Linked DNA regions of Mus musculus: region 2 is linked to region 1. A link is a loop called in an ENCODE intact Hi-C map of the cell type or tissue named here. Cell type or tissue: gastrocnemius. All regions are shown on one strand.

Region 1 (2,500 bases):
CCTTCACATGTCAGCAGGGAGAGCAGGCTCATGCCAAAAAGGACTCTCCCACCCAGGAAGAAGGCAGAGGAGGCTTTATAAAACCACAATTAAGTCACACCAGGGTCAGGCCAGGGGACAGAGGCTTCAAAAGTTTCTGTTAACAAAGATTTGAAAAGTTCTAGTGGGCTGAAACAATTTGCTATATGTTGTAAAATAATGGGCATTTCAAAATGGTAGGTAGGCTGCATGAGAGCACTGCTCAGCAGAATGTTACTGGGCTAGGGGCCTGGGATCTGGGGGAAGGAGAGAAGAAAAGGATACAGAGGCAAGAGGGGAATATATTTCTCTTCTCTGGGTTATTCAGTTTAATGTTTTTAAATTTTATTTTTTTACTTATTTACTCACTGCCCCCTTCCCAGTCATCCCTTCCCATAGTCGTTCCCTCTCCCCTTTCCCCTTCTCCTCTGAGTGGGTAGGGGCACACATGGATATCCCTCTAACCCTGACACTTCAAGTCTATGAGATGCTGGGTGCTTCCTCTCCTACTGAGGTCAGACAAGGCAGCCCAGCTAGAAGAACATATCCCATGTACAGGCAGCATCTTTTGTGATAGCCCCCACTTCAGTTGTTCAGAACTCACATGAAGATCAAGCTGAACATCTGCTACCTATGTACAGGGAGGCCTAGGTGCAGCCTGTCTATATTCTTTTGTTGGTGATTCAGACTCTGAGAGCCCCAAGGGTCCAGGTTAGTTGACTCTATTGTTCTTCCTGTGGAGTTCCTATTCCTTTTAGGCCTGCAATCCTTCCTCCTATCCTTCCATAAGAGTCTCCAAGCTCCATCCACTGCTTAGCTGTGGATGTCTCCATCTGTGTGAGTCAGCTGCTGGGTGGAGGCTCTCAAAGGACAACATCAACTTGAATTTTTATGCAACCTACCAGTGGTGACACTGTCCACAGTAGGCTAGTCCTTTCCCCATCAGTCATTAATTAAGACAAGCCCCATAGATTTGGCTACGAGCCAACATGACAGAGTTCCCTTTTCCATTAGGGATCTCCTATTTAGATAACTCTAGCTTACTTAAAGAAACAATCAAGAATAAAATATCCTACAGTAACAGCCCAAGATGAAACAGTCTTTTCCTGTATGTGTTGCATATGAAATCTCTACAGAGTTATTTATATATTCAACTGAGCGTAGCTTGCCATCTGCTGGCAAAATACAGTAATTTTGGGGGAGCACTCATATTTTCAAAGTTCTGGATCAGCTTTCAGATAATTACAGTATACTAATTATTTAATAAGCACCTGATCACAGCCACCTAAACAGAAGCCAAAGCAGAGGCCACTGGTGCCCAATTTGATGGAGTGGAAGTGGCGATGGTGAGGTTTTGACTATGCTTGTCTCCCAGCACAATCCACAGAAAGGCACTAGATGATTTACATTTCTAAAATGTACTTGGGAATCTAGAGAGGTGATTCAGCAGTTAAGAGCATTTGCTGCTTAATACAGAAGAAATGAGTTCTGGAAGACTCACAGTGACCTGTCACGCTAGCTTCAGGGCATCTGATACCCTCTGGGAACTCACCAGGGCCTCCCTGGGAACCCATGTACATTTACATCCACACTAATAAAAATAAATATTTTATTTATTTATTTATTTTCCAGGCAAGGTTTCTCTCTGTAGTCCTGGCTGTCCTGCAGGTTACTTTATAGATCAAACAGTCTTGAATACAGAGAACCACCTGTCTGTACTTTGCAAGTGCTAGGATTAAAGGCACATGCTACCATGCCACACTTAAAAGAATCTTTTAAAATGTAAGTGATGCCTTTGGATGCAAATGTATATGACATTGAATTTTAGTTCAGGGTAATCGATATTGGCTTAATTTCATCCTTCTACATGTGAATATCCAGTTCCCAGGGCCATTTGTTGAAGATGCTTTCTTCAGTATGCATTTTTTGGCATTTTTATCAACTATCATGTAGCTGTAGTGATGTGGACTCACATTTCAGTTAAATTGATCCGTATGTCTGGATTCCAGTTCTCTTCATCGTCTTGCTTAACGAGAAATTCTGTATCTTTAAACAGATTGATTAAAGTGTTGTGCTTACAAGTTCATATTTCAAATCCTGTTCCAAAAATTTATTAACTTGTTCCATTATAAATGTTTGTGGATTATTTATCTGTTGACTCTGTATCTTATGAGTGTGAAACATTCCCTGTCAACTATATGTCTGATAGAGGGTATCTTTAATGTACAAAGAAATTACAAGGACTCAGGAAAGCAAACAACTCAATTAAAAGACAAGCTATATTTAGCCACACACGGTAGTGCACACCTTTAATCTCAGCACTTGGGAGGCTGAGGCAGGCAGATTTCTGAGTTCAAGGCTAGCCTAGTCTACAGATTGAGTTCTAGGATAGCTACACAGAGAAACTATGTCTTAGAAAAAGAATGAAAAACAAGACAAAACAAACAAGCAAACAAAGCTATAGATCAGAATATAGAGTATT
Region 2 (2,500 bases), 290 kb before region 1:
ACTTATTAAATTTGCTTACAGTGAACTCTAAAGCAAGCATCTGCCATGTGCATCTCCTGGCAGGAAAGAGATCAAGGGCATTCTCTGCAATGGGATTCAACAAAGAGTTTCTGATGCTGCCTCCGGGGTATGTTTTGTCTTAATGGTTGAAGCCTCAAAGTCATACAGTGAAATAGAACTTAATGACATAATTATAAAAGAACATGTATTCGGTCTCTAAGACTGCCATTACCTTTGGGTGAAAGACTTAAGATACATACAGATTATATTATTAGTAACCCTAGTCTCTGTACCTCATTCAGTATATGCTGATAGTGATTTTCATTTCTCTTTTATATAATAAAGTCACTCAAAAAACAAAAAGTAGACTTTTAGAGCCAGCAGGCAGAATTGAAGATAGAAACCAAACATGTTCATATTTATATTCCCATTAAAACACCCATTTTCATGCACACAGAACCTGTTCTTCAATAAAGTCAATTAGTGGAAGGAAATACATTTCTATGAGAATACATGTAGCATAAAAATAAACTCAAAGAACAAATGTATGCTTTTCCAACATCATTTAAAATAATTAAACACCATATTATTTTTACTTTTTAAAACTCTTATTTGTCTCTGTCTTATCTCACGTTTTATACAGAAAACTAGAAATACAACTTGGATTATCTGTGTATCCTTATAAATAACTGCACAGGCACCTTTAGATGTTATAATTAGAATTGATATCTTAGCAGGTTGATTTTCATTTTCTTTTTTTTTTTTTTTTTTTTTTTTTTTTAGATAGAGTCTTACTTTGTATCCCTGGCTAGCCTGGAACTCACTGTATAGACTAGGCTTGCTTTCTATAGTGTGACAGGAAATCCAAGCACATTCAGGGCCATAGATCAACTGATACTCTTATTTTTCCATTAAGCATGTAGTTATATATCTTCTCTTCTGTTCCAGACAGTGTTCTAGGACCTAGGACACAAGAAAAATAGGCCCGACAGGGCAGTGTTGGGAATTGCATTGAGTTGTAATAAACATGTAATCATCATCATATATGAATTAATTACATACAATGCAACAAACATTTCTGGAATTGCAAGGCTCACGTTTTAATGGCTGTCTTTTTTGACATTAAGTCTCTATGCACATGTGTACAGATGTGTGTGTGTGTGTGCGTGTGTGTATACACACATACACACACACACACACAAATACGGTAAAATAATAGTTGTAGGTAGCTGACTAGTGTTTGCTTTCCTTTCCTTTCCTTTAGCTGCCAACATCATTACTCCCACAGAATCTGCTTTGAAGACTGAGAGTGATAAGTTTTAGATTGTATTGTCCTCTTTTTAGTCTTTTGAGCTTTTGATATACCCTGCTTTAAGTAGAAAAAAACAGAATGACTGAATTTTGCAGAACAGACTGGGTGCTGAGTGATATTTAAAGAAATCAATTGTTTCCTTGGCATCATATTAATATAGAAAATTAACAAATGAGATGTAAATGAAATGCTCTAAATGATTGCAAAGAAGAATCTAATCCATCCATTCATCCTTCCATCCATCTACCCAAATATCCCACCACTCATCCATTCACCCACCCGCCATTTAATGACTCGAGAATATGTGATACCAAATTACTCTAGTATTGCTTTTTAACATTGATAAATAAAACCTACACCTTAAATTGATTCAAAGAACCAGACACTTAAGCAAACAACAAAAAAATAAAAACCCTACAAAGGCTTGGCTTTCCCCCAAAAGTAACTATAGAGAAAACAATATATTCTTTATATGATAGGATTTTAATTTGGAGGATAATAATACAGGACTTGAGGACAAAGTGTTACTCATCTAGAAAGGGTTCGTGAAATGCCTTATACCAAAAGAAGTTGGCTTCTGTAGCAGTAGCCCATAACCAGCATGTTCACACAAAAATAGCTGTAGTTCAATAGCTCAGAAAGCCTGATATGTGTGCCTCTGTGACTTGGTATTTTTCTTCTGCAGCTTTCCATGGGTTCTTTCTATTGTAGTTTTCATATCTTGGCTTTAACAGGCCATGCAGAAGTTCTTTTCTGATTGTATTTGGAATTTTAAGACTGTCTTGTACTTGGATATCTATATCTTTCCCTGATTTGAGAATGTTCTATTATAGTTTCAGTGAATACATTTTTGAGACCTATAGCCAGTTTTAACTTAGCTCTTCTTCATACCCCATGGTTCCTAAGATTTAATCTCTAGATTACTTGTCAGAATTCATGAATTTGTGGTCATGCTTATTTTTCTTTACTGATATCTAACTTCTCAAACAAGTATCCTATGCCAAATATTTTTATTTTGGTTGAAAAATATAAATTCACTATAAGTTTGATGAAATTTACAAAAGTATTTCCCACATATCCTGTCTATTAAATTCACTTTCAAATCACACACACACACACACACACACACACACAAACACACACACACACTTTCAAATCCTTTAAATATTGACCCTCTCATTATGAGTT

What was found. Hi-C counts contacts between places; a loop is a spot of excess contacts. Peaks named below come from ENCODE experiments on the same cell type or tissue, not always from the same donor. Only the 100,000 strongest peaks of a DNase experiment are listed, where the experiment ranks them.
Region 2: a loop joins it to region 1, with 4 times the contacts of the local background. A loop is called at or near these places in 2 of 42 quality-filtered maps.

The regions. Positions count from the first base shown.
Region 1 is chr13:19,639,504-19,642,003 of GRCm38, forward strand. No RefSeq gene overlaps it. Among named protein-coding and RNA genes, the nearest start is that of Sfrp4, 18 kb to the left of the region's middle. In gastrocnemius, a CTCF peak has its summit at 1,195 (motif pointing left); a DNase peak (open chromatin) is centred at 991.
Region 2 is chr13:19,346,307-19,348,806 of GRCm38, forward strand. It overlaps Tcrg and Trgc4. Among named protein-coding and RNA genes, the nearest start is that of Stard3nl, 48 kb to the right of the region's middle. In gastrocnemius, no CTCF peak of the experiment used is centred here; no DNase peak of the experiment used is centred here.